Regions from separate parts of the Homo sapiens genome. Here region 2 is linked to region 1. A link is an interaction called in ENCODE POLR2A ChIA-PET data of the cell type or tissue named here. Cell type or tissue: HepG2. All regions are shown on one strand. Each heading gives the region's core, and the rest is flanking DNA. Links, peaks and the distances in the headings are about the cores only.

Region 1 (15,485 bases), core at 5,407-9,406:
AGCAATCCTTCCACTTCAGCCTCCCTAAGTGCTAGGATTGCAGGCATGAGCCACTATGCCTGACCTCAGAAATTTTAATTTGAGGAAATGTAGACACCATTTAGGAAATTGATTGTGGTTTTAGGATCCTGCACTCTGGCAACAATAGTAGGCTTTGAGAGATGAAGGATGTGATATTGGATGAACTGCATGAGTTAAGGATGAATCTGAGATAGAGGTTCTGAAACTTGAGTGTGTATTAGGATCGCCTAAGGAGCTTGGTAAGGTTCTGATTTTGGCAGGTTGGGTAAGAGGACAGAAATTGCATTTTTAAAGGCAGTCTCGGCATTTCTGATGTAAATGGTAAACAAGTTCCTAGCCAGAGACACCAGGATAATCATAGATAGAGAAATGGAAATTAGGAGAATAGTTTTATAAGATGAAATGGTAAGTTTAGTTTTGGATAAGTTGAGTGTTATCTTTATATATTGCAATGAGTTTGATGACAGGACATCCAAATGGAACGAGCTGTCCAATAAAAATAGATCTTTGTGTTGGATTGTAGTGTGAGAGTGGATGATGTATCAGAGGAAGGTGTTGGAAAAAGAACAAGAGCATGTCCTTTTCTTCTGATTAATTCATCTAAGAAACACTGGGGCAGTGATGGGTCTCTTTAGTTACGTCAGGTCAACACAGTTTCATTCTTGTTTCTCTTCTAAAAAAACATTGACGCTTCTTGTTTTATTTTCTTAACTCCTGGGAAACGTACATAAATGTCTTTGCCACAGTCAAGCTGGTCTTGACTGGATAACAGCATTTTCAATCACTAAAGTCAGCTATTTGAGTTGTTCAGTAGAGGCACATTAAAATAACTCATAAATAAGTCAAGACAAGTTATAGAGAAGAGAAAGTTATAGAGAAGAGAAAACAGAAATGGTGTTTTAATTTGAGGAAATATAGACACCATACAGGAAATTGATTGTAGTTTTAAGATCCTGGGCTCTGGTAAGCAGTAATAGAATTTGAGAGGAAAGTTTATAGTATCTGATATGTCCCTATATATAAATGATTCTTAATCCATATTTTTCAGGACCCTTAGGGAGCTTTTCAGATAAGTTTAGCTAGCATTTTTAAATTATTGAAAAAATGAACTCTTCTCTTAATTTGGAAAAAAAATACTGTGTTGCAGTCTTTAGAAGAATCTTAGTATATAACATACTCTGGTCTCAAAATCAAATAAGCAGTGACATTGTGCTATAACCTAAAAATTGATATGAATCACTGTGATAAAGGAAGTTTACTCTAGTTTATTCATAGATGAAGAAAAGTAGCCTGGTAGCTTGAAGCTGTTCTTTTAGCTTTGCTGCAGATTTATAAAATGTTCAACATTTCCATTTACCTCTGGACAGGCTGTAGTTTTTTTTTGTTTTTTTTTTTTTTTTTTTTTTTTTTTAAGGATTAAGATCCTTGAAGCTAGAGGTCTTTGAAACTGCATCTGAGTGGAAGAGGTCTAGTGTAAAGTGACTCATTCTTAAACATATTCAGAAATGCTGTGGGCCAAATTGAATCCCTTGAAATATAACCTGTATACACAGTTTCCAGAACATGAGCTAGTTGTGTTTCAGAAGTTTATGTGTAAGACAGCTGTTTGGAACTCAGAACACATTTTTTTTTTCCTTATTGAAGCAGTACAAAAATTACTGGCTATGTTCCCAGGCCAGTTCACAAATATTTTTCACCCAAATGTACTTTAAGTATTAACTGTACAATTTCCATTTATTGAGTTGATATTTTTGTTTCTGTGGGAAAATATATCCCAAATCAGTTTGAAAGAAATAGGTTATCTTTGCTTAGCTGGATTGGGGTCTTCTCAGAAGATGTCACTGGTCATTCATAAAAACCAGTAATTTATTAATTGTACATTTTTAACCCCTTCCTCTCAATTATAAAGGTACAATTTCAGGTTATTCATTCCCCTAGTGATTACTATTTTAGAAAGTAGCCCCGGTTTCTCTGTCTTCCTCTTTCTTTACTTTCTCTTTTCTCTCTAAATGTTGGGTCATTATTAAGTTTATGTCTCTATATCAGGGATTGTGTGTTCAGGTTTGGTTACAAAATGGTTAGTGCTCCTGTATTTTTTTTAGCCAGCATTGATTAACAGAGTTAATCACTTTCTGTCTTTAAAAGAGACTGATAAGGGCTTATGATATAAAGTTTATTTGGGAAATTATCTGTTATCTGTCAAGTATGGTGATGACTGGTATTGTACAGGACAGAAAACTAAAATACCTACTAAATTATTAATAACATAAAATAATACAAAAATTATTACGGCATTGTTTATTATGTTGGATTTTAGTTCTTTGGTGAGTCATGCATAATACATTATCTGTTATATTTAACATGTTTTATTCTTTTTTTTTTTTTTTGAGATGAAGTCTCGCTCTGTCACCCAGGCTGGAGTGCAGTGGTGTGATCTCGGCCCACTGCACCTCTGACTCCTGGGTTCAGGCGATTCTCCTGCCTCAGCCTCCCGAGTAGCTGAGACTATAGGCATGTGCCACCACGTCTGGCTAATTTTTTATATTTTTAGTGGAGACGGGGTTTCAGTGTGTTAGCCAGGATGGTCTCGATCTCCTGACCTCGTGATCCACCTATCTCAGCCTAACATGTTTTATTCTTAATGCATATTTTGTTTTGACTGGTTGTGGTTGGTGAATATATGTGTTCATTAAATAAAAGAGGTTCTTTTTAGCAGGGAGTAAGGCTGTTTTAACTTCAGCCTCAGGGAATGTTTTACTTTGATGGGATGGCTGTTATTTTGAATGGAATCAAGGATCTGGAATCTTTTATTTATTAATCATTCACTCTACATGTATTTATTGAGTATCTGCTTGGTGTCAGGCTCTATTCTAGGTATTGGGGATACTACAGTGACCAAAACAGACATGGTCCCTTCTTTATGTAGGTTATATTCTTGCTGGGGATCTAGAGAATAAATGAGAATTGAATAAGTAAGTGTGTGTTGCGATATATTGGGAAGGTAGATCCAACTTGGCTAACAGATTGGCTATGGTATATGAGAGTAAAGGATATCAGCCAGGTTTTTGGTCTAAACAGCTAGAATCCTGTAATTGCCTTTCCCTACAGTGGGGAAGACTGAAGGATATGGGGGCTTGTGGGAGTAAGAGGGGATCAAGGATATGGTTTTTACATATTAAACTTGAGGTGCCTGTTAGACATTCAAATTGAGGTGTTCGAAAGGCAGTTTAGGGGAGATGTCTGGGTTGAAGAGAAATTTGGCAGTTGTCACTAGAGAGTGAATATAGGAAAAGAAGAGATTCGAGTCACAAGCCCCAGAGCTCTCCATTATTGAGGGGCTGGGAAGACAAGGAATCAGCAAAGTAGACCAAGAAGAGCAACTGTGACCATCAAGAATAGCTGAGGTAGATGGTTCCCCAAAAGCCAAGTTAAGAAACATGTTTCAAGAAAATGGGGTGATCAGTTTTGTTAAATGTTGCTGATGGTTCGACTAAGATGAGAATTGACCATTGAGCAACATTGAAGACATTGGTAATCTTTGAATGGAGTCATTTTCATGGAGAGGTGGGACAAAAGCTTGAATGGGGTGAGTTCAGGAGAGAATTTAGAGGAGATAATTAAATTGAAGATTAACAAGTCAGACTGTTTATCAATCTGTAGACAATTGACAATGAGTTCCTGAGAGGATGGTTGGGATATGAGGCCAAATCAGGGGATATAGAGAATGTTATGGTGATAAGAGGCTAGGTGGTGAAGGATGACTTGGGTATCTTGGTCTTCTTTTTCATTTTCTTTTTTTTTTTTTTTTGAAATGGAATCTTGCTCTGTCACCCAGGCTGGAGTTCAGTGGCGTGATCTCGGCTCACTGCAACCACTGCCTCCCAGGTTCAAGCGATTCTTCTGCCTCAGCCTCCTGAGTAGCTGGGACTACAGGCACGTGCCACCATGCCCGGCTAATTTTTGTATTTTTAGTAGAGATGGGATTTCACCATATTGGCCAGGCTGGTCTTGAATCCCTGACCTCATGATCCACCCGCCTCGGCCTCCCAAAGTGCTGGGATTACAGGCGTGAGCCACCATGCCCGGCCCATCTTGGGCTTCTTGTGGTGACTGATATGAAGGGGATAAAGTGAGTGTTTAGCTCCAGTGTCTTCAAAGTAGATTGTGATGCAAAGCCTGTGAACGTTGAGGGATAGGGAATGGGGAGTGGCATAATTCTCCTAGGCCATAAAGTGATTTCTTATAAGATACCTAGCTAAGGAATAATCTAGGAGAGTAAATTGTTTCAGTTTACCTGAGATTGAATTGTACCAAAAAGCCAAATTATGGCTATCTACTAAATATAGAGCCTGCATGTTTTTAATTGATTTATGATTATAGAGTAGACTAAATTTTTATGTGACATGTAAATGGCTACTGAAAGAATAAATGCTTGAAAGACTGAATAAATATTACAGATTCTCCTTCAGTAAAGTTATGAAAGCCTGATAAATAATTCTAGGCATGATAGTATTTTTCCTAAAAACTTACTCCTTTTCTTGGAGGCTGCTTAAAAATTTTACATTGCCAATTCATTTCTCGACACTTTTTTCTATCTTGATCTTTTTTTTGTGGGCTGCATTCATTTTCATTCAGTGGTTTCTTCGCTGAGTGCTTTTCCCAAAATAAACACCAGTCATATTTAGAATGAAATAATGACCTAGTGTAAGTATTCTGAATACTGTTTCAACTTTTCAACATTTCTGAAAATTCTAGACTGATTTATTTTCCAGAATCCATTTAATTTAGATGTTCAGAGTAGTGCTTCTTCTTAAAACATCAACAGTTTTTGTTTTGTTTTGTGAGACACGGTCTCGCTCTGTTGCGCAGGCTGGAGTGCAGTGGCGTGATCTCAGCTCACTACAACCTTCGCCTCCTGGGTTCAAGCTATTCTCCTGCCTCAGCCTCCCGAGTAGCTAGGATTACAGGCATGTGCCACCAGGCCCAGCTAATTTTTGTATTTTTGGTAAAGATGGGGTTTTGCCATGTTGGCCAGGCTGGTCTCGAACTGCTGACCTCAAGTGATTCCTCCGCCTTGGCCCCACAAAGTGCTGGGATTATAGGCATGAGCTACCATGTCCAGCCAACATCAACATTTGTAGTGATAGAATTTGAGTTGTTTAGATCAAGTTTATGGTGCTTTCTGGGCAAATTCTGAAGGGAGAGACAGTTGGTTTACTATTAGAGTTTACTTGTTTGAGCAAACTCTTTTATTTTGTTAATCAGATTTGTCATATATTTGTAGTGCCAGATTACATTTTTAGTTTTTCTGCAATAAATTGTATTAAATTCAGTTTATTAATAGCCAGGTATATCCTGTATATCTCCATTAGTGAGTCTTTATAGGAGAGTGTAGCTGTTAATCAGTGCTGTCTCTGTGAATTTTCTTGGAGATCTCTCAATGGGATTTGTGGTTTGAGTGTATCACCCTTAGGTTTTTACAAAAGATAATAAGCACTAATGTTAAATGCTACTTAGCAAATGGATGCAAAGCTTTGACAGTAATTTTAGGTTATTTCTAGATAGTGTGGACTTAAAAAAAGTTTTTTAGAAAGCTGTTTTCAGTTGACTTAGAGTTACTTGTAATCTGTTATTATCAAGGTCACCCCATGGAAGATCTCTGAATACCCAATGAGGCAAGTGTCATTATTACCTCTTAATTTTCTCCAGGGGAAACACCAAATTCTGTGGTGGCTTAGGTGAAGGAGTAAGGCTCTTTACTCAGCTTTTGTTTTTAATTGTAACTGTGCAGATGTCTCCTATGTCCTATGGCCAGTTATTTAAAATAGTGAAAGCCAAATGCTAGTTTGGTGGTGTGCAGGCATAACTCAATTATCTGACAAGAGAAAAAGAATGGTTGAGTATATGTTACTTTGGTTGACAATGTTAAAGGTATTTTTTTTTGGTTTTGGGGTACCTTTTTAGTATTTACCTGTAAGGATTGAAATATTAAGTCAGAAAATTCATAATACTTGTGAATTGGTATAATTGTCTAGACTAATGCTTCTTTTACCATTGGCGTAATTGTCTAGATTGATGCTTGTTCTTAAAATTTGGCCACAACTCTACACTCTAAGCTGGGGTGTCCAATCTTTTGGCTTCCCTGGGTCACACTGGAAGAAGAATCGCCTTGGGCCACACATGAAATATACTAACAATAGCTGATGAGCTAAAAAAAAAAAAAAAAAAATCACAGAAAATCTCATAATGTTTAAGAAAGTTTACGAATTTGTGTTGGGCCGCTTTCAAAGCCACCCTGGGCCTCATGCGGCCCGTGGGCCACAGGTTGGACAAGCTTGCTCTAAGCAGTGCATTGGCACATTTATGTGCGTGTGTGTGTATTAATATTGTATTAATATTACAGTTATATATATAAAATAAAAGTTTCATGAAATAGTACTTACTTTTACATTGTACAGTACATTCTAATACTTTTCTAGCTGTTTATAAAATATTCAGTTTTTGAGACAGGGTCTCACTCTGTCGCTCAGGCTAGAGTGTGGTGACGCAACCTCCTGGGCTCAGGTAATCCTCTCACCTCAGCCTCCCAAGTAGCTGGGACTACAGGCGCATGCTACCATGCCCAGTTTAGTGTTTTTTTTTTTTTTTAGAAAAAGTTGGACATGAGCTAAATTGATTTCATAACCCTTACTGAGTCATAACTTGCTTTTTGAAAAATCCTGGCCTACCTTATCTCTGAGGTGCCGCACAACTATGGAGTATGTTACTGTGACAGTGTACATAAAAATAACTTCTTTGATCTGGGTTCTTATGAGAAGGATAAAAATATTGAATATTACTCAAAGCCCACTGACCATAAGAAAGTGATCTCTACCATCAGATAATTTTAAAAATGCATATAGAAGAGTCATATATTTGTATAACTAATCTTTGTTGAGTGGCATCTGTGTGCCACGCTCTGAACTTACCACTGCCTATTTGAAGGTGAACAAACAGGCCGTCCTTATCTCCAGGAATTTCAGTGTAGTGGAAGAGATAATAAGCAAGTGAATAAATATTTGTAAATTGCTGTGCAGCTGTGCTAGAGAATAATGGGAGATGGTTGCTTGCTCACAGTTTTTCATCATCTCATTTGTATCTAGCTTAAAGAAGAAAATGTGAGCTAGAAGCTTAGGTTTTTGGTCTCAGATGTCACATTCTTTCTGTTGAGTAGGGTACCCTTGTTCCCATAAACCTTCTTAGGCAGGGGGCCCAGTGTACTTATTTATTTATTTTTTTTGAGACACAGTCTCACTCTGTCGCCCAGGCTGTAGTGCAGTGGCAAGATCTCGATCTCGGCTCACTGCAACCTCTGTCTCTCAGGTTCAAGCAATTCTCCTGCCTCAGCCTCCTGAATTGCTGAGACTACAGGAGTGCGCTACCGCAGCCGGCTAATTTTTGTATTTTTAGTACAGATGGGGTTTCACCATGTTGGCCAGGCTGGTCTCAAACTCCTGACCTCTGATGAGCCTGCCTCAGCCTCCCAAAGTGTTGGGTTTACAGGCATGAGCCACTGTGCCTGGCCTACGTTTTTTTTAAAAAAAACTTATTATTACAGATAATTATCTTGTGGGCATATTTTCACCTTGTATTACAGATAATTTTCTTTTCAACCTCCAGCTGGTGTTATTTTCAGGTGAAGTCTTCATCTTAGGCTATTATACATACATATGTACATATATTCTAATACAATTTTGTATTTCTTGTCTTTTCACACTAGTGTCCATATTTTCATAGCAGTCATGAAGCAAAATTGAGGTTGTTACAAGTTGCTGTGATTATTACAGAGAAGAGTTTCTTTTTTTAATTTAATTTAATTTTTTTTAATTATACTTTAAGTTCTAGGGTACCTGTGCACAATGTGCAGGTTTGTTGCATATGTATACACGTGCCATGTTGGTTTGCCGCACCCATTAACTCATCATTTACATTAGGTATTTCTCCTAATGCTATCCCTCCCCCAACCCCCCACCCCACTACAGGCCTCAGTGTGTGATGTTCCCCGCCCTGTGCCCAAGAGTTCTCATCGTTCAATTCCCATCTATGAGCAAGAACATGCAGTGTTTGGTTTTCCATCCTTGCTATAGTTTGCTCAGAATGATGGTTTCCAGCTTCATCCATGTCCCTACAAAGGACATGAACTCATCATTTTTTATGGCTGCATAGTATTCCATGGTGTATATGTGACACATTTTCTTAATCCAGTCTATCATTGATGGACATTTGGGTTGGTTCCAAGTCTTTGCTATTGTGAATAGTGCCACAGTAAACATAGGTGTGCATGTGTCTTTATAGTAGTATGATTTATAATTCTTTGGGTATATACCCAGTAATGGGATCACTGGGTCAAATGGTATTTCTAGTTCTAGATCCTTGAGGAATTGCCACACTGTCTTCCACAATGGTTGAACTACTTTACAGTCCCACCCACAATGTAAAAGTGTTCCCATTTCTCCACATCCTCTCCAGCACCCGTTGTTTCCTGACTTTTTAATGATCGCCATTCTAACTGGCATGAGATGGTATCTCATTGTGGTTTTGATTTGCATTTCTCTGATGACCAGTGATGATGAGCATTTTTTCATGTGTCTGTTGGCTGCATAAATGTCTTCTTTTGAAAAGTGTCTGTTCATATCCTTTGCCCACTTTTTGATGGGGTTGTTTGATTTTTTCTTGTAAATTTGTTTGAGTTCTTTGTAGATTCTGGATATTAGCCCTTTGTCAGATGAGTAGATTGCAAAAATTTTCTCCCATTCTGTAGGTTGCCTGTTCACTCTGATGGTAGTTTCTTTTGCTGTGCAGAAGCTCTTCAGTTTAATTAGATCCCATTTTGGCTTTTGTTGCCATTGCTTTTGGTGTTTTAGTCATGAAGTCCTTGCCCATGCTTATGTCCTGAATGGGTATTGCCTAGGTTTTCTTCTAGGGTTTTTATGGTTTTAGGTCTAACATTTAAGTCTTTAATCCATCTTGAATTAATTTTTGTATAAGGTATAAGGAAAGGATCCAGTTTCAGCTTTCTACATATGGCTAGCCAGTTTCCCCAGCAACATTTATTAAATAGGGAATTCCTATTTAATAAATTCCTCATTGCTTGTTTTTGTCAAATTTGTCAAAGATCAGATGGTTGTAGATGTGTGGTGTTATTTCTGAGGGCTCTGTTCTGTTCTATTGGTCTATATCTCTGTTTTTGTACCAGTACCATGCTGTTTTGGTTACTGTAGCCTTGTAGTATAGTTTGAAGTCAGGTAACTTGATGCCTCCAGCATTGTTCTTTTTGCTTAGGATTGTCTTGGCCATTTGGGCTCTTTTTTGGTTCCATATGAACTTTAAAGTAGTTTTTTCCAATTCTGTGAAGAAAGTCATTGGTAGCTTGATGGGGATGGCATTGAATCTATAAATTACCTTGAGCAGTATGGCCATTTTCATGATACTGATTCTTCCTATCCATGAGCATGGAATATTCTTCAATTTGTTTGTGTCATCTTTTATTTCATTGAGCAGTGGTTTGTAGTTCTCCTTGAAGAGGTCGTTCACATCCCTTGTAAGTTGTATTCCTGGGTATTTTATTCTCTTTGTAGCAATTGTGAATGAGGGTACACTCATGATTTGGCTCTCTGTCTGTCTGTTATTGGTGTATAAGAATGCTTGTGATTTTTGCACATTGATTTTGTATCCTGCGACTTTGCTGAAGTTGCTTATCAGCCTAAGGAGATTTTGGGCTGAGATGATGGGATTTTCTAAATATACAATCATGTCATCTGCAAACAGGGACAGTTTGACTTCCTCGTTTCCTAATCGAATACCTTTTATTTCTTTCTCTTGCCTGATTTCCCTGGCCAGAACTTCCAACACTATGTTGAATAGGAGTGGTGAGAGAGGGCATCCCTGTCTTGTGCCAGTTTTCAAAGGGAATGCTTTCAGTTTTTGCCCATTCAGTATGATACTGGCTGTGGGTTTGTCATAAATAGCTCTTATTATTTTGAGATAGGTTCCATCAATACCTAGTTTATTGAGAGTTTTTAGCATGAAGGCCTGTTGAATTTTATCGAAGGCCTTTTTTGCATCTATTGAGATAATCATGTGGTTTTTGTCTTTGGTTCTGTTTACATGCTGGATTACATTTATTGATTTGCGTATGTTGAACCAGCCTTGCATCCCAGGGATGAAGCCCACTTGATCTTAGTGGATAAGCTTTTTGATGTGCTGCTGGATTCGGTTTGCCAATATTTTATTGAGGATTTTTGCATCAATGTTCGTCAGGGATATTGGTCTAAAATTCTCTTTTTTTGCTGTGTCTCTGCCAGGCTTTGGTATCAGGGTGATGTTTGCCTCATAAAATGAGTTAGGGAGAATTCTCTCTTTTTCTATTGATTGGAATAGTTTCAAAAGGAATGGGACCAGCTCCTTTCTGTACCTCTGATAGAATTTGGCTGTGAATCCATCTGGTCTCGGAGTTTTTTTGGTTGGTAGGCTCTTAATTATTGCCTCAATTTCAGAGCCTGTTATTGGTCTATTCAGAGATTCAGCTTCTTCCTTGTTTAGTCTTGGGAGGGTGTATGTGTCCAGGAATTTATCCATTTCTTCCAGATTTCCTAATTTATTTGCATAGAGGTGTTTATAGTATTCTCTGATGGTAGTTTGTATTTCCTTGAGATCGGTGGTGATATCCCCTTTATCATTTTTTATTGCATCTATTTGATTCTTCTCTCTTTCCTTCTTTATTAGTCTTGGTAGTGGTCTATCAATTTTGTTGATCTTTTCAAAAAAGCAGCTCCTGGATTCATTGATTTTTTTGAAGGGTTTTTTGTGTCTCTATCTCCTTCAGTTCTTTTCTGATCTTAGTTATTTCTTGCCTTCTGCTAACTTTTGAATTTGTTTGCTCTTGCTTCTCTAGTTCTTTTAATTGTGATGTTAGGGTGTCAATTTTTGATCTTTCCTGCTTTCTCTTGTGGGCATTTAGTGCTGTAAATTTCCTTCTACGCACTGTTTTAAATATGTCCCAGAAATTCTGGTATGTTGTGTCTTCGTTCTCATTGGTTTCAAAGTACATCTTTATTTCTGCCTTCATTTTGTTATTTACCCAGTCGTCATTCAGGAGCAGATTGTTCAGTTTCCATGTAGTTGTGCAGTTTTGAGTGAGTTTCTTAACCCTGAGTTCTAGTTTGATTGCACTGTGGTCTGAGAGACAGTTTATTATTTCTGTTCTTTTACATTTGCTGAGGAGTGCTTTACTATGTGGTCAATTTTGGAATAAGTGCAATGTGATGCTGAGAATAATGTATATTTTGTTGATTTGGGGTGGAGAGTTCTGTAGATGTCTATTAGGTCTGCTTGGTGCAGAGCTGAGTTCAAGTCCTGGATATCCTTGTTAACCTTCCGTCTCGTTGATCTGTCTAATATTCACAGTGGGGTATTAAAGTCTCCCATTATTATTGTGTGGGAGTGTAAGTCTCTTTTTAGATCTCTCAGGACTTACCTTATGAATCTGGGTGCTCCTGTATTGGATGCATATATATTTAGGATACTTAGCTCTTCTTGTTGAATTGATCCCTTTACCATTATGTGATGGACTTCTTTGTTTCTTTTGATCTTTGTTGGTTTAAAATCTGTTTTATCAGAGACTGGGATTGCAACTCCTGCTTTTATTTTTTTTTGCTTTCCATTTGCTTGGTACATCTTCCTCCGTCCCTTTATTTTGAGCCTGTGTGTGTCTCTGCACGTGAGATAGGTCTTAGAGGAGAGTTTCTTATGATTGAGGGCACTTGCCCCAATTCTTCTCTATTACTCTATAAAAAAATGGAATCATAAAATTTTCTTTCAGATTGTTAAATATTCTTCAACTTAATTTTAATAGCTAATGGCAATTGCCATGTATGGATGGATATGAGAAAGTTTTCAGAAAAATGAGATATTTATCTTGAGGAAGATTTGGCTGTTGGGAGGAGGAGACATAATAGCTTTTTTCAGATATTCAGTGTAAGTGAGTTTGCACAAGTTTTAAAATCTTTGGAAGCTAACTTGATATCAGCAAGCAAAAAATATAATGGAGAAAATTTTGATGGTTGGGGAAAGTTTGTAGCACTGGTTTTGGTGAATAATATGTTAGGTAGGTTCTTTCAAGGTTGTGTTATACTTTTACCACTACCATTATTTTCTTTTTAGTTAAACTTGCATTTCCATTGCTCAAATTCTAGAAGAACCTGTTCTGTTGTCTCTTCCTTTTCCAATATTCTTGTCCACTTGACTTCATGCTCTCTTATAATAAAATTATTAAAATTATTGTTACATGGATTAAAATATTGACATTCAGAAATAGATTCATGCTTCTCTGCAACATGGATGAACCTGGAGGACATTATACTAAGTGAACTAAGTCAGGCACAGAAAGATAAATACTGTGTTCTCACTCATATATAGGAGCTAAAACATGAGCGGATAGAGGTAGAGAGTAGAATTGTGGTTATTAGAGGCTAGGAGAGGTTGGTTAACAGATACAAAATTATAGCTAGAAGAGAGGAATAAATTCCAGTGTTGTACAGCAATGTAGGATGATTATGGGTAACAGTAATTTAGTGTATATTTTCAAAAAGCTAGAAGATTTTGAATGTTCACAGCACAAAATGATAAATGTTTGAGGTGCTGCATATCTTAATTATCCAGATTTAATCATTATACACTGGATACACAGGCATTGAAATAGCACACTGTATTCCATGAATATGTACAATTATTATGTGTCAATTAAAAAGAAAAGGGAAAAAGAAATAGATTTATGATTTTGACTTTTGAATAGACTATATACTTTTAAAAAGCTGCTGCTGCTTCTAGTTTTAGGTAACTTTGTTTTGTCTTTTTTATTATAAGATTGGCTTATGCCAGATCTTTAATGTTGTAAAAGTATCCATTGCTCACCAGCCATATAGGAGCTGGCCAGTAGGGTTTGGGCAGCAGCCTTTGGTGTGGAGCTGTTCTCTTGTCGGGGTATGGATTGGGCCACTTTTCTCTTATAATTGATAACATGAACTATCCAGTTCCTTGGTGATCTCAAAGTAAGAGACCAGTGAAGTTTAGGAATAAAAATAAAATGTTTGCAAATGGTCAGAAATTGATAAAATATCAACCAGAGGAGAACATTGTGTGGTTGACAAAGTAGGGAATATTTGTCGTTTTCAAACCTTTTTCTCTTTTAAACCTAGCTTTGGCTGTGGCTCTGCTGTTTATGTCACATAAAGTAATTCATTCTGTTGTGTCCTATTCAGCAGATAAGCAGCGTCTCAAAATTTATTTAAAAGAAAAAATTGTAAATTTAGTGAAACTGCAAATATGGTTGAAGATTTAGAAATTAAATCCTATTAAGAAAACAGTATCTTAACTATATAGATAAAGTAATACTCCTTTTGCATCAAGTGTGATAGTAGGAGAGGAGGTATTTCTTCCAGTAAAAATCAAGATGTATTCGTATCCTTTGAGCTAGTAAGCCTACTTCTCATAGTGTATTCTATGTAAATAATTCAAAAGGATGAAAGTTCTCTGTAGCGTTATTTAAACTAGTGAACAGTCACATACCCTTACCCTAAAAGTGACACATTTTAGGTATCTTCCCTGAATGCTATTTTATGCAACCATTGAAAGGGATATTTATGAAATTATTTATAGTGGTATGGGACATGTAAAAATGTTTTATAAAATGCAATTTGTACACTATTATGTATGAGCCATTTTTTAACTTTAAAAAGATGTTCTCTTCTTTTGAAAACATGTTTAGAATAGTTGTTAGCTTATTTGCTAACTTACTATTATTGTTTTTTCTCAATTCCTCCTTATCTTATTACATACATTTGAGATGTTATTCAGATTTCCAGCTTTATTCTCTTTGTAAAATATTAACTGTCATTTGAAGTACAGTTCTTGTCATGTTTTGCATTGTAAGTCACTTAATATTCTAACTTAAAGGTGATAAAACACATCCTACTGTGTATAAGTTTTATTTATTTGATTAAAAAAATAGTTAACACAGTAAATACTTGGAATTGGATCAGAGGTTCATTACCCTGGACACTTGTGGGCTAAAGGCCTAGGAATTTTTCATCTGTTTCCAGATGGGAAACTCTGCCTGCTGATGTTTGGTCTTTATTACAATTAAAATACCAGAAAATTTTGTTAGAAGGAGATATTGGGAATATGAAGACATAACCCAAATATGTGTATATTACAATTCTGGAGGAAATACCTCAGTTAAAACAAAACAAAAATCAAGAATATTAAAAGTCTTTTATAATTTGACAATAGATCCTCCATATCTTCTCATATTCTGGTGCTTATTTTACATATTTGTAACTTAAGTATTTAAGAAGAGACCTTTCCAATTTATTAAAAATTATTGGATAAGACACCAGCTCAACAGTTTAGTAAGTTTTTTTTGTTTTAGTAATGTTTCCAAGTGGTGACACTGTGTGTATTTAAGTAATTAGTGAATTGGAGGGATGAGCCAATTTCCAGCAGATCTGATTAGATCTGAAAACTAGGCTAAATAATTCCTAGTGAGTATAGAAACAGAATTTGAGTGTCTGAATTATGTAGGTATTTACTTCTGTTACATTTTCTTAACCTTTATTGAAAACAGTGGAAAAGTGAAATGAGAAACGTCTACTTTCTAAAAAAATGAAAATAAGAAGTTATGAGTCAAAATATATGTTGAGAGTAAACCATTCTGTAGGTGTAAAGTAGGCAGAGTTTCAGCTTTAGAATAGATGTAATACAAATACATATACATATACTTATACTGTTTCATATCCTAACATCCTGGATTGATAACCTGCCTCCCACCCCATAATTTAGCCTGATTTTTTTTTTCAGTCCTTAGCTGTTCAGGAGTTTTAAAATTTGCATTAAATCTTTTAGGTTATTTTACTCCCATGTAAAACTACTGATTAAATTTGGTGAACCCTTTGACTTTACAACAGAAAACAATCAAAATAGTTAACTCTAAAACAATGGTTATCACAGTTTTGAGGACTCTTTTAGTCCAGTAGCTTTCAGATTTTAGCTTGCATCAGAATTACCTGGAAGTTTGGTTAGAAAAGTAGGTCTAAATGTAGCCTGAGAATGTGCATTTCTAACAAGTTTCCAGGTGATGTTAATGAGGCTGGTTTTAGAACCATATGTGAAAAAAAACCCCACTGACTTAGGGTTTCAAAGAGATGTAAAATTAACACTCTTATCTAGATACAAATAATGAGTTATCTAAGTATTGAACACATTTTGAAGATTTTATTTAAGTCATTAATGATGGAACTAGTCAGATATTATAAACAGTTCAAAGAAGCACAAATTTATGTGGAGTAAAGGATATTGAACTAAATTTCCAAGTGGTCAGCAAACTGACTTTCTATTGGGGGTAGTCAGTTGAACCTCCATGGGACAGA
Region 2 (15,485 bases), core at 6,198-10,197, 520 kb after region 1:
GGGATCATTTTTCTTCCCATTGCAGAAGCAGGCGCAAATTTCCAATCAGTTGTCACAGAGAGCTGCCTAATTTTTGCTGTTAATCAGCAGGCAAAACACATCCTGGTTTTCAGACCTGGAACCAACTTCTTAGGCAGTTAGGAAAGACTGTTTTTGCCAGTTGCTTTTTGAGGAAATTTGAGTATTAAAATGACTGATTAAGTATTGAAGTTAATGTGATTCGTTCATCATCAAAAGCAAGCTGCATGACATACAGCTTAGGAACTCTGCTCGGAACAGAGATTCAATGTACATAACTCAATAGAAATGTATAAATGAATCTATATGTACATACATTGTGTGTGCATATCAATTTGCACACACATACACACGAGGCGTGGAGTTGATGCTCCCCAGCCCAGACTGTCTATGACACTACTTAGTTCTGCCATGGAAAGTCCATATAATCCAACACCATCTCTTCCCAGTGTCTGGAATCTCAAAGTAATATATTAGAATTTAATTCTATTAGCTGAATATAGATTCTTCTATAAATTCAGATAATCCTCAGAGTGATCATACTTTAAACAATCCTCAGTCCATTAGACCTTAATGTGAAATAACTGGATTTCTTTTTAAAGAGGAGATTTGGATAAAGGGAAAGGTGGGAGAGAGAGAAAGCAAGATGGCTCTAGAATTCTGAATGGAGTAAAAAAGAGATGAAAGTGTGTGTGTGTGTGTGTGTGTGTGTGTGTATGTGTGTGTGTGTGTATAGCTAGGTTGGAGGATACATTACAGAAAGACAGACAAACTTTGGGTTGAGTTCATTCATTCCTGTGGGATTAATCACTGTGCACAACCTTGTAAATAGCTTCTTTAAATTAAATTATTTTTTCCCCTCTGGACAGAGAGACAATAGCTTATTTTGATTTTATTTATTTTTGTTAAAAAGCAATACATGCACAGGATACTAAATTTAGAAGTTGCCAAGGAGGTAACTTGGTATGTTACCTCCTTGTAACAAGAACAAGTGCATTTCTGTCCTGATCCCCCAACCCCCCAGTTCTTCTTGGAGGCCACCACTATAACCAGTTTCGTGTTCTCAGTGTTTACAAATGTATTTGCATATGATAGCATAGTTTGTATACTGTTTGGCTCCCTGCTTCTCTCATTCAGTAATATATCTTGAGATCTTTCCATTTCAGTCTATATAGAACTGCCCCTTTTTTTAATGGTTGTATAGTATTTGATTGACGGATGTATCATAATTTATTTAAGCAATCTCCTATCAATTAACATGGAGGTTGTTTAACCATTCGAACAATGCTGTAGTGTAGTGCATGTTCTTGTATGTAGACCAGGTTGTCAAGATTCCTAAGTCCAGGAGCACATTTCACAGAGTACAATGCAAATGTTGTTTTTTGTGGAGTTGTGCAATACAGTGGTCCTTTAGGACATTTCACATGGGTGTTTATGCTTATAGGATAAATACCCAGGAGTGGCATGTCTCTAGTGTTTTTCACTTAAATGAGAGAAATTTAATACCTGATCACCAGGCCCACTTTTAATGTGGTCATCATCCTCAGAGCACCCTCTAGTAGTTCATCATTTCTTGTAAGGGGCAATGCCCAGCAGTCATCGTAATATTCTAGATTTCTTATGACCTTATCTAATCAGTGAAGAATACAATGTTTACTTCTCTTGTTCTGGACACTACACTTTTATTAATGTAGTTTCAGATTGTATTAGTTTTTTGGCAGTACCATCCCACTGTTGGCTTATTTTGAGATTACAGCTCAAATCCCTAGGTTGTTTCTCAAATAAATGACCATTAAATCATATTCTGCTTACTTTGTACTTGTAAGTGGAATTTTTATAATCTATAAGCAAACTTTTGATTTATCCATGTTAAAATTTATTTTGTTGTTTCAGCCCTAAAGTAACTTCTACGCTGTGACTGTTGAAGAACTATCTCTTCATCTTCTTGCCCTCAGTATTTTTTCTTTCTGTACCTATTTTCCGTTCTCCATTCATAAAAGCTTAAATGCTATGGCTATTGGCATTGACATAGAAAGAAGGTTTATAAAGTCATCATAGTTATAGCTTGTCAAATGTGGCAATAGTTGCAGATTTATAGAAAAAAGACCAGCTCAGCGTATAGAAGTCAGAGATCAGTGGGAGAAAAGAGAGAGAGAGAGGCAGAGAGAGAGAATGCACATTTCCAAAAACCAATGGGAAAAATTATTGAAGATCTCAGTTCTAGGCACATCTATGCTTCCCCTGCCCAATCATTTATGTATGGCTTGTAGACATAGTTAATTATGCAACATATCTTATTTTCCTGTTTATTTTGGCTGCTAGGAAATTCAAAGGCAAATTTGCAATGCCATTCTAGTGTATAGGATACAGTTTATATTTTGTGTATGTATTTGTCTTACTTTTGACATTTTTATTTTCCTACTTTTTTATTTTGCCCTTATTTTCTAAATCGTTTAAAAAATCTTTAAGTGTGTGAAAGTTGAGAGTTGCCTTAAATTCGTCTTTGGAAAGCGATATTGCATAAATCAACAGGCAGGCAAATAAAATCTTGGAGTGATAATTTTTTTAAAAAGATTAAATATATTCATATGTTGGATTGACAACAACTATAGGAAAAAAGATTTTGGATAGAATAAAAATTATAAGCTTGCAACTGACAGCCTTGGAATCATTCAAGACAAACTCTCAATGATTGAAAGTTTTTTAAAAAAATATCCTTGAAGCATCTCAAATAACTCAGCATGCAAAATAAAATACAATTACATAAATGAAGATCCCAAACTTAAATGCCTTCAAGACCTAGAAAGGTAAAGTAAATAAAGGAACAAGACACAGTAATAAGAAACAGTAGAGACAGTGAGAGCTTGAGAAAGCCTGTTCCCCTGATGAATATCAGAATATGCTATTTAACAAAACGCTTGCAGACCCATTAGCTATTAGTTTAAAACCTCTGTCATCCCCTCTCCACCCCACTTTTATAAATGTGGCCAAAATAAAATACTTGTAAAAATCCTCACAAAACAGGGAGAAAGCCTAGGTCAAGAAGTTAAACTTTCCTTTTCCTTTTTTTTTTTTTTTTCAGGTTACTGGTTGCCTAGCTATAAATTGAAGTCTTCCTGGGCCACAGGCCTCCATCTCTCTGTCTTGTTTGGCCATGTGGAATGTCTTCTGGTGCTACTGGACCACAATGCTACAATCAACTGTAGACCCAATGGGAAAACCCCTCTTCACGTGGCTTGTGAAATGGCCAATGTGGATTGTGTTAAGATCCTCTGTGATCGTGGGGCAAAGCTCAATTGCTACTCCTTAAGTGGACACACAGCTTTGCACTTTTGTACAACTCCAAGTTCCATTCTCTGTGCCAAGCAATTGGTTTGGAGAGGTAAGCCTTTCTGGGTGGCCAACATTGTTGTCTGCTTGTACACTCATGGTTTCAAGACTTTGTGACCCCTACCTACCCCAGATGATGTAGTAAGCATAAAGATGCAATTATGCCTAGTACAGAAGGCCCTAAAAAATACATAGTTCTGTTGATTCAGGTAATTCAATGATGATCACATTAAAATCTTATTATCTAATAGCAGGAAGTTCATTCATTTACTCATTTACTTAACAAATATTTATTTAGCTCCTATTATGCATCAGGTAATGCACTAAGTCAATGAAAAAGAGAAAATACTCCTGCCCTCAAAGAAAGTATATTCTAATAAGGGAGACAAATATTAACAAAATAAATTCATAAATATATAATTATAAATTGGGACAGTGTTTTGAAGGAGAAAACAGGAGTTATGAATGAGGATGTCAGAAGTGAATTACTATAAAATGTATAAAGTCTTCTCTAAGGATATTATGCTAGGTAGGCTGAAATTTTAAGAATGAAAAGGACGGCCAGGTGCTGTGGCTCATGCTTGTGGTACCAGAAGTTTTGGAGGCTAAGGTGAGAGGATCACTTGAGCCCAGGAGTTCGAGACCAGTCTCGGCAACATAGGGAGACCCCATCTCTACAAAAAGCAAAAAAAATTAGCCGGGCATGGTGGCATGCACCTGTGGTCCCAGCTACTCAGGAGACTGAGGTAGGAGGGTCACTTGATCCCAAGAGGTCAAGGCTGCAGTGACTTGTGATTATGCCACTGCACTCCAGCCTGACTGACAGAGTGAGACCCTGTCTCAAAACAAAAAACAAAGAACAAAAACAAACAAAAAACAAATGGGAAGGAGACAGCCATTAAAAAAGAACGCCGAGAGGAAGAGGGGTCTAGCTATAGGAAATAGCTTGAGCAAAATTGCTAAGAGAGCAATAAAACTTGGAATATTAAACAGATAGAAGAGGGCTACTATGACCAGAGTATCATGGGTGTGGGGTAGGGTGGGAAGGACAAGAGGGTAGAGGGGAGTGTTACAAGATGACATTGGATGTGTTAGATCCTACAGGGCCTTTGAGGGTCAAAGTGTAGGGCTCTGAAATGGAGCCACAAAAAAGTTTTCAGTAAGACAGTGACATGATTTAATTTTCCTTTAAAGTCATTATTCTGGAGCTATGCAGAAAATAGATTGGAGGTAGACAAGAATGGAAGCAGGGAGACCAGTAGGGAAGCTATTGTAATAGTCTAGGTGAGAGAAGATGGTGGCTTGCACCAGGGGCAAGCTCAGATAGGAAGTTTAGGAGATGGGTTTGCAATACATTTTGGAAGTAGAATTGTTGGGATTCAGAGATGGATTGGATGTGGGTGGGGTGTGAAGGAAAAAGGAAGTCCCAAGTATCATTGCCTGGTTTCAGGTTTTAGTAAATAGGCAGATAGTGATGCCATTTTTTGAGGTAAAGAAACTTGAGGAAGAGGCACCTATGTAGGGATAATCATTAAATCCATTTTTTAAAAAGTCAGTTTATGGAGGTATAATTTTCACTCAGCAAAATTAACAGTACAATTTAACATTTTGAGAAATATTGTTTTTGTGAAACTATCATGCCAATCATCTTAAAAAGTTTCCTGATGCCCTTTGTAGTTAGTCCTCTCCCCCTCTACATCTACAGACAACCACTGATGTTTTCTGTCCCTATAATTTTGCCTGTTTTCAGAATGTCATATACATTAAAATATAAAATATGTAGGCTTCTGAGTCTGGTTTCTCTCACTTAGCATAATACATTTGAGATCCATCCATATGGTTGCATGGACCAATAAATTAGACCTTTTTATTGCTGAGTAGTATTCCATTGTATACACATAACAAAATTGATCTACCCCCCAGTAGAGGGACATTTGGAATGTCCTTAGGTTTTGTCAGTTTTCAAAGAAAGGCTGATATAAACATTTGCATACAGGTTTTTATGTGGACTTTTTATTTCTCTTATATAAATACCTAGGAGTGGGATGATGGCTATGTGGTAAATTTATAAGAAACTGCAACACTGTTTTCCAAAGTAGTTCTGTCATTTCGTATTTCTATCAGCAATGTATGAGAATTCCAGTTGCTTGGCAGAACTTGATAATGTGAGATAAAAAAAATTAGGCTGGGCACGGTGGCTCACACCTATAATATCAGTATTTTGGGAGGCCAAGGTGGGAGAACTGCTTGGGTCTAGGAGTTTGAGTTCAGCGTGGGCAACATCAGTTTGCAATCATTACAAACATATTAGAATAGCTAACATATTGGCTAACATTCTAAATGTCCCTCTACTGGGGGGTAGATCATTAGAATGTTAGCCATTCTAAATATGTTTGTAATGGTATCTCATTGTTTTAATTTGAATTTCTCTGATGACTAAGGATGTTGAACATGTTTTCATGTATTGATTTGCCATCTGTATATTATTTACTTTGGTGAAATGTCTGTAACTTTTACTCCTTTAAAGAAATGGGTTGCCTGTATTCTTATTGATTTGAGAGAGTTCTTGATATATATTCCGAATACTAGTCATTTATCAGATACATAGTTTGCACGTATTTCTCTTCATTCTGTGGCTTTTCTTTTCATTTTCCTAACAGTATCTTTCAAAGAGAAGAAGTATTTAGTTCTGATAAATTCAATTTACCAATTTTTTTCCTCCTAGCAAAAAATTTGTTTCATATGTTTATTTCTAGAGGTTTTGTCATTTCAGATTTTACTTTTAGGTGTAGGATTCATTTTGAGTTAATTTTTTTATATGGTATAAGTTATGGGTTAGGTTCGTCTTTTTTTATATGGATGCCCAGTTGTTTCAACACCATTTGTTGAAAAGAATATTCTTTCACCATCAAACTGCCTTAGTATTTTTGTCAAAAATCAATTGGCAATATATGTATGGGTTTATTTCTGGACTCCAGCCTATTCCATTGACCTATATATCTTTTTATTTTTTTCCCTAATGCTCCACTGACTTGATTGCCACAGGTTTGTATCAAGTCTTGAAATCAGATAGAGTGAGTCCTCCTAGATCAGTTTTAAGTATGAGAGTTTTCATATCTCTTTGAAACTTCAGTGAAAATGTCAAGGATGCACTTTATATAAAAGTATAGATTTCAGAACAGAGCCCTGGACTAAAGGTATAATTTCAGAATTGTTGGCCTATAGATTGTATTTGAAGTCAAGGAAATCAATGGAATCGCCTGGATAAAGAGTATATATAGAGAAAAGTGAATCTATGAAAAAGCCCCAATGAATTCTAACATTTCAATGTTAGAAGGATGAGGAGAAACCAGTAAAGGAGAGTAAGATATACTGATAAGTAAAATTGGAGAAAACCAAGAGTATTTTGGCAACACAAGGACAAAGAAAGAGGTAGTAGGTTCCAGAAGCAGAGAGTGGCCAGCTATAGTGATAGCTACCCAGGGTTAATTAGATGTTCATTAGATTAGGTGACAGAGTTATCACTGACAAAAATAGTTTTGGTGAAACAGTGTTAAAAGCCAGATTTGAATGGTATAAAGTGCAAATGGGTGGTAAGAAACCAGAGATGCCACAGGTAAACAATTGGTAAAAAGAAGTGAGGCTGCAGAAGTGAACATAAGAAGAGCATGATTGCTGGAGGGGGCTGGAGGGAGGTCACAGGCAAGACTTACCTACAGTTGGAGATCAAAGAAAAAGCTTGTGTGCTAAAGGAAATGATTCATAGAAAGAAAACAGCTGAAGATGCACGAGACAGGATAACTGAAAGTCCTTCAGAAGTTGAGATGAGATTAAATCCAGAGACTACGGGATACATCCTCTTTTTTTTTTTTTTTTTTTTTTTTTTGAGACGGAGTCTCGCTTTGTCGCCTGGGCTGGAGTGCAGTGGTGCGATCTCGGCTCACTGCAAGCTCTGCCTCCCGGGTTCACGCCATTCTCCTGCCTCAGCCTCCCAAGTAGCTGGGAGCATCCTCATTTTTAAGAAGCGGGACAAAGTAAAAGATGGTTTTAAATGCCAGAATATTTATAGATTTGATGGTGCTACGATGAGGGAGTTCGGATGGTTTTTCCCCTCAACAATGTGTCAAAGTCACCAGCCAAAAAATGAGAGGAGAGCAGAAAGCATAGACATTTTCATAAGAATGGAGAAGGAATGGGAGGTTCGGGAGAAAAAAAATGGGAGAAGAAACTTACTAGAGAAATGTAGTAGGATTACTGGACTTATAAAAGATGCCATGTGGCTAGGAGCCGTGGCTTATGCTTGTAATCCCAGAACTTTGGGGAGGCTGAGGCAGGAGGACCTTTTGAGGCCAGGAGTTTGAGATCAGACTGGGCAACATAGTGAGACCACATCTTTACTAAAGGAAAAATAAATTAACCAGGCATGGTGGTGCATCTGTATTCCTAGCTACTCGAAAGGCTGAGGCAGGAGAATTGCTTGAGCTCACGAGTTTGAGGCTGGCTGCTGTGAGCTATTATTGGACCACTGCACACCAGCCTGTGTGACAGAGCAAGATCTGTCTCAAAAAAAAAAAAAAAAAAAAAAAAAAAAGCCATGATCTTTTCAACCTGCGGAAATGAAGGGGAAGAAAAAATTCAGCCCAGCATATTCTCCTTCTTCTTTGGTTCACTTGTTAAAAATGAGGCTGTATCCCATATTCTCTGGATTTCATCTCATCTCAACTTCTGAAAGACTGGAACCTTTCAGTTATCCTGTCTCATACATCTTCAACTGTTATTTCTATGAATCACTTACTTTGGCACACAAGGTTTTCCTCTGATCTCCAACTGTAGATAATAGTGACCTGTGACCTCCCTCCAGCAATTGTGCTCTTCTTCGCTTTTGCAGCCTCCCACTTAGGAAGGAAGCTACAGGGACAAGGTTAGGCATAATTTGGAGCTTACTCACATTTTCTATGTGTAGCCATCACCACTCTTCACATTTACTCATTCATTTATGTTTAGATTTAGTTTTTATCTTTATTGATTTTTAAATTTAATTAGTTTAAACATGCAAGCTTTTTATTTTTAAGAGTTTAAGGAATTTTAGAAATTATATATTAATTTAATCATTAACTTTCTAATTAAAACATTTTTTGTCTCACTTTTCGTAATAATGAAATGAAAATGAAAGCTGCCCACTTTACTCTGCATGAAGCAAATCCTGACAGTAGGAGGAAAATTTGTTACTGCAGGAAAGCCATAAAAATTCAAATGTTTCTTAGCAGAATGTAGCATGGGGGCAATGTAAAGGGGGCCATGCCTTTTAAAAGACTGTTCCCTGCTACTTTATCTGACAGTGACACAAGTCAACCACATGTTAGGAAATTCCCTGGTCAATGAAGTGGAACATGGTAAGGCAAGATGTCACTGGCCTTCATTTTAATCCGAAATAGATAGGCCTGCTGGACAGACGCTGCTCTTACCACCTCACCGCATTCCATCTTTTCATCTTAATCATAAATAAGAACACTTAAGATCTACTTTCAACAAATTTCCAGTAAACAATGCAGTGTTACTAACTATAGTCATCCTGCTATACATTAGATCTTCAGAACTTATTCATCATCCGGTGTAACTGAAACTTTGTTAACTTTTTACATTGTGGCCTTTTCATGTGACTTCATCAACCACAAACTGACAGAGTGGCCAACCTTTCACTCCCTAGAGGTGTCACCTTTCCCAGCCGGTACAGTTATTCCCCATCTCTTTTGTTCTTGTCAACAGAGGGAGACTACCTAGAGATGAGAAGGAAGAAAGAGGTAGGGGGAAGCTTGGGCAATGCTTGTAGGCTGACACTAATGAATTAGGCTTATAAGAATCAAGGAGAGAGAATAGAAGTCCATTAAAGATCCACTTACTCTTTCAAGCCATGTCATCAAAGGCCGAATTCACAAAGAAAATAGAGATAAATTAGAGAAAGCAAAAATGTTCAACTTCAGAAGGGCAAACACCATAAAATTAAAAGGCAATCATAAAACTGGGGAAAATATTTGAGACTATATGACAAAGGGCTTACTATACGCAGAAGTTTTTCAATTAAAGTAATGAGGCTAACAACTAAAAAAAAAAGAGAGAGAAAGAGGTAAAAAAAGAAAAAGAACAAAACGACCAAGAACAGGAATATTTAAGGGAAAAAAAAGAAAAATCATATAAACAGCAAATAAATATATGACATAATGATAGCCTTCATTGGTAATCAGTAACATGTCAATTAAAATGACAATTAGCTATTTTGTTGTTGTTTGTTACGTTAATAAGCATACAAAAGATAATACATATATGACAAACACATAGGGAAGTGCTCTTACACACGCTTAATAGAATGTAAATAGGTACCAGCCTGCGGGGGGGGGGCAAATTGATAACACATATCAAAAGCTTAAAACTTTCTTGTAACTTAGAAAATTCGCCTCTAGGATTAGGGACCAATTCTAGGCAGGAGACCATTTTACCCAGGGCTGTCATTTACTTAGGGCCTCAAATTCAGACTTTAGATGTTATCTCTGAACTAGGTTATACCTAAAGTCAAAGAGATAACTGGGGAGAAAGAAAAAGAAAGACACTGATCATGTAACTTAGAATTGTGCTTGGTCACATGACCTGCAGTACACTAGAAATTAGAGACTTTCTCCTAATTCTGTAAGAGTTTTCAGAATAATGCAGTTAGAGTATATTTTACTTATTTTACCTTATATTTTCATCTTAGAAGTTTTGATTGGTTAAGAAAAACATTTAAAATGTACCACAATTGAAAATATATAGATAGGCACTTTTAATTTTTAAATGTATTTAGAGTCTCAAAAAATTGCTTGATTCCTATTTGCCCTCAGAGAGTCATTTATATTACTGAAAAACTGAAAAATGCTTACATATCTAATAGAAAATTTCATGTTGTTACCGCCATACCATGCAGATATTTAAAATGATGTTTAAAGGAATGTCCATTCACATGGGAAGGTTGTAAAAAGCAGCTTATGGGACAGTATGGACTGTATAGATGTATTTTTCTGAAAATTATATGTGACTATGCATATCAAAATAATATTTAAAATATCAGAGTGAAACTTGATATTATAGCTAATGTTTAACTGTAGCTAAGCAATTTCAAAAAGGCAAATCTGTTATTTTAGATCCTTGCTGCTAGAATAATTTTTTTTAAAGTGTGGCAGCTGGCAGATATATAAATAAGAAAACAAACCTGTGAATCAGATCACTGGGTAAAATTTCAACCCATCTTATGCATGAGGAGAAAGTAAGTGTTTTGCAGGTAGGTCTTCTAACCTGGAAACTAAAAGACTGTGAGCATCTTGTTTTCTTTCCTTTGCATTTTTATGCCTCAGCTTCTTGGACAGCGCTTGGCACATAGAAAGTGCTCAATAAATAGTTACTGAGATTACTGACAGATCTGGGAATGGCTCCAGAAGCCCTGAGTGCATGGATGGGGACCCACTGCCACCTAATAAATGAAAACTGTGTGGTTCATGGTTAATGAAATGCTGCTCTTCATCAGTTTTACCCTCTCAGTCTCTAGAGGTATAGCCAAAGGCTAAATTTTCTCTCTCTTAGATTATGTCACAGATACTCTGGGGGAGAACTCAAATACATCACTTTGTAGCTGGACAGAGGGAATTGAGACAACATATAGACGAGGAAAATACGTCAGGCTAACATTAAGCTCAGGACCACAGAAGTCCGTTAGAGGAAGAACCAATGCCATGGCAACTGAAAACCGATGTAATTTCATTTGCTATTTAATGGGCTCTTTGTGGAAAAGTGCTCTTTGTGGAAAAGGCTAATTGAGGCAAAAAATTGCACCCAATTTTCTCTTAAAGGATTTTCCCCTATTTTTTCAGTGTTGCAGAGCCTGCTTTGTCCCCATGCTGGATTTTGTCTGTTATTTTTCTGTTTGCCTTTCTACTTAATGCCCCCATCTCCTGGCCTTTGTTGCCTTTGGTATTAGTAAAATAATGTTCATCAGTTGAGAAGGCTTATTTACCCTGCTGAAAAACCTCCTCTCCTTGAATCCTGCATTTCCCTATGAATAAAGAGAGTCGGGGCAGGTTTAGGTGGCTGCTAAGCAGCATATTATTTCTACCTATTCCATTCGTAAGAGGAAAATGAAAGCTGCCCGCTTTACTCTGCATGAAGCAAATCCTGACAGTAGGAGGAAAATTTGTTACTGCAGGAAAGCCATAAAAATTCAAATGTTCCTTAGCAGAAAGTGACATGGGGGCAATGTAAAGGGGACCATGCCTTTTAAAAGACTGTTCCCTGCTACTTTATCTGACAGTGACACAAGTCAACCACATGTTAGGAAATTCCCTGGTCAATGAAGTGGAACATGGTAAGGCAAGATGTCACTGGCCTTCATTTTAATCCGAAATAGATATGCCTGCTGGACAGACGCTGCTCTTACCACCTCACCGCGTTCCATCTTTTCATCTTCTGCGTTATACATTGTAATAGCATAAATCTGACCATGTTAGACATTTGCAAACCACCCTGAGGATTTTTGCCACATCTGCTGTATTGTGAGTACCACCTGTGCAATATGAATTTAATGTTGTCATCAAATTGATATTACTTATGAAATTCAATTTTAAAGGAAACTTGATATTACTATAAAAAATTGAAACCCAAAATCCCTTGACATACACTGAGGGTAACAGTAACAGCAAATAAAAGGCAATTAAATTCTTGACCTCCATCTGCTCAGAGACCCTCTGTTCTCAGATGGCAGAAAATGACTCTAAAAGGCCGTGTCTTCTGGTCACTGCTTTTTCCAGAAGACTTGCCTCCAATCATTCTGCTCTGAGTGAGTGAACTTGAAATGAGTTTGCAGTCCCTATCTCACACCTAGTCAGTCAGCAGTTACTCCAGTCCCGTAAAGCATGTTCCACGAAAAATCATACCACACTTCAGGAAACACAACCTTAAGCAGTGCTTTCAAGTTGATAGTCTATTTAGTGGTGAAATTGTAGAAGCATCTCTTTAGAATCACGAATGAAACAACTTTTCTGCTCTCGTCACAGTCTCTTCAGCCCTGTCCTGGAGGTCCTAACTGGCACAAAGAGAAGAGAAAAATACATAATGTACGATGATTGAAAAGAAGGAAGCAAAATGGCCGTTATTTAAAACAGGATGTTTGTCTACATGGAAAATCCAAGAAAATCTACAATTAAATGGTTACAACTAGTAACTGAGTTCAGAAGAGGTAGTGCATTTAAGATCAATATACAAAAATCAATTGCATTTCTGTATACCAGAAATAAGCAGCTAGAAATTGCAATGTAAGAAAAGATATATTTATAATATCACAAGAAATTTAAGGGGCCTAGAAAATATATTTAGCAAAAGAGGTGGAAGAAATATGAAAATTGTTTAAAAGACATTAAGAAGATACCATATTCAAGGTTTATAATGAAAAATGTAGTACTAGATTATTCCTTCTTCAGAGGCAACCACTTTTACTTCCTTGAGCTGATTAGTTTGGTATTTAGCTCCAAATTACTAAATAAATACCATTTATTTATCCATAAAAGTGGAAAAGAATAAGTAGCAATAGAAGCAGCTTTATGAGAATCTATTGATTTATTCTAATGGAAAATGAGGATCTGGCTCCTTTTCCTCTATCCGTGTCCCCCCCCCCCCAAATACTTATTCATTCCCTGTCCCTTATGATGTTATATTATAACTATGAGGCTTGTGGTCAACTATGATAGTTTCTTTTTTTGTGCAATGTTTGTTATCTCTGTAGAAAACTGTCTTATTTCATTCTTTTGCTTAATTTTCTACATACTCATTGCTATTTAACCTCAAAGCTTTTGCCAATATTTTTATTTTATTTTACTTTATTCATTTTTAGAGACAGGGTTTCACTCTGTCACCCAGGCTAGAATGCAGTGGCATGACCATGGTTCACTGCAGGTTTGACTTCCCAGGCTCAAGCAGTCCTCCCACCTCAGCCTCCCAAGTAGCTGAGACTACAGGCACATGGGCCGTGCCTGGCTAATTTTTAAAAAATTATTTTTAGTAGAGACAGGGTCTTGCTATTTTGATGAGGCTAGTCTCCAACTCCTGGCCTCAAGTGATCCTCCTGCCTAGGCCTACAAAGTGCTGGAATTATAGGTGTGAGGCATTGTACCTGGTCAGACAATAGTTTTAATCTTTTCTGAAATATTTAAACTCAGTGGGTATTTTATCAATGTTATTTTCTTGAAAAAGTTCCTTCTGGAGTCTTCAGACCTGCTCCAATGAGTTTCAGGTTGATGTGCATCTGGTGAACCACTGTCATCCTGGGATTCCCATTCCCTATCATCCCAGGGACACCCTTTTCCTCTCTCCTGTTTTCTGGACCACAAGTCTTCCTAAATCTTGGTGTGTTGCCTGTTTGGGTTAGATATGTCCTCTGGTACATTTCTGAGAAAGGGTGCATGAGACCATACATGCACCCCAGTGCATGAATTCTACCCCCGACTTAGAGTAGAATTCTAGATTCATAAACATTTTCTTTTAGCATGGTGAAGGCATTGCCCCATTGCCTTCTAGTTTCCAGTACTGCAGCTGGAAAATTGAAAGCCATTTACATCTTCATTTTTTTATGTGAATTTTTATCTTCCTCTCTGGGGAATTTAGATTCTTTTTTTTTTTTTTTTTTGGTCTTTGATGTTCTAAAATTTCACAATGAACTGTCTTGGTAGGTTTATCTTCATCCTTTGTACTGAGTCCATTCAATTCCAAACTGCTTGTCTATCAGTTCTGAAAAATGTTCCTGAATTATTTCCTGGGTGAGTTCTTTTCTTCTGCTTTCTATATGCTCTCTTTCTTGAATTACTATTATTTGGATATCGAACCTCCCTGGACTGTTTCTCTAATTATCTTGTATTGTCTCGTCTCTCCTATTTTATGTTTTTTATTCTCTACTTGCTGGGAGATCTTTTCTAGGTTGTTTTTCTCTGTTTTTATTGTCTCTGTCAACTATATTAGAGGTTTTCCTCAGATGTCTTATAATCCTTGGCTGTCTGCCTATATTTAAGATCCGAGTCACTAAAAGCTGATTTGGAATCTAATTATCTACGTAGAGGTTTTTTGTTTGTTTGTTTGTTTTTTTGCTGCAGGGTATCTGGCTGCACCTTTCATCTGAGGAATCTCTGACATAGTCTCTTATGAATTTTTTTTTCCTTGAGATTGGTCAGATTCTCCGAAAAAAAATCTAACTGGCTTTTTTTCTAGAGAGTCAAGACCTAAATGCCATTATTCCAGGTGCTAAGTTAGGGGAAAAGGCTGGGGATGCAAATACAGCATATCTGCTATCTAGAATGCTCTGCTCCTCTTCTTTGCCGAGCAAACTTCTACTCCTGTGCGAAGTCTTAGTTCAGACTTCACTTCTGAGGATCAGTCTTCCTTAATTCCTTTAAAATCAATTAGGTCCCAATGCTATGTTCTGTATTCTCATAGCACATTGTAGCTTTCCTCTGTGGCACTTACATTTTATTTGTTGAATTCTTTGATTAGTAACTGCCTCCCTCACTAAACCATAAGTTTCAGGAGACCAGAGACTGTTTTGCTTGGCAGAGCCCAGTGCATAGTACATATTGGGTGTTGATTGTTAAAAATTTATTGAATGTTCAATTGACAACAAGTTCTAGCACTAGGGAAAAGAGTGCAGTTGAACCAGAGCAATTTCATGATCATTACCAGTAAAATCATGCTCAGTTGTACACATTGCTTCTTTCCCATATGAAGAGAGTATGTCAGGAAGGAGGGAGAAGTCAGAAGTGTTAAATACTACGGAGAGATCCAGTAAGTTGAGAGTTAAACAGCTGCTATTGGATTTAGTGACATGGATGGAACTGAAGATTATACCAATGAGTTGAGCGACGGATGCAGAAGTCAGAGTGGGGGGGATTGAGAACTAAAAAGGAGGGTGTCTGAAAGTGTGAACAAGCCTTTTAAGGAGTATTTGTGAAGAGGAGATGAGAAGGTAGATGAAGAGGAAAATGGGTTTGAACTTATTTTTTTTTTAGATTTTAGATGATAGAAACCTGAGCATTTAAAAAACTGATGGAAAAATCCACCAGTAGGGCAGACATTGA

The links. ChIA-PET counts read pairs that join two places held together with the same protein. Peaks named below come from ENCODE experiments on the same cell type or tissue, not always from the same donor. Only the 100,000 strongest peaks of a DNase experiment are listed, where the experiment ranks them.
Region 2: POLR2A ChIA-PET joins it to region 1 with 5 read pairs; 1 of 35 experiments calls an interaction of 5 or more read pairs at or near these places.

What each region holds. Positions count from the first base shown.
Region 1 is chr7:94,973,952-94,989,436 of GRCh38, forward strand. All of the region lies in intron 2 of PPP1R9A (protein phosphatase 1 regulatory subunit 9A), which reads left to right. Among named protein-coding and RNA genes, the nearest start is that of PPP1R9A, 74 kb to the left of the region's middle. In HepG2, for the core only: no CTCF peak of the experiment used is centred there; a DNase peak (open chromatin) is centred at 7,030; H3K4me3 peaks cover 563 bases.
Region 2 is chr7:95,492,658-95,508,142 of GRCh38, forward strand. It overlaps ASB4 (ankyrin repeat and SOCS box containing 4), which reads left to right. Exons shown (of 5, transcript NM_016116.3): 2 at 3,101-3,400. Among named protein-coding and RNA genes, the nearest start is that of ASB4, 14 kb to the left of the region's middle. RefSeq lists a silencer at 8,100-8,394 and an enhancer at 8,693-8,742. In HepG2, for the core only: no CTCF peak of the experiment used is centred there; DNase peaks (open chromatin) are centred at 7,114 and 8,184.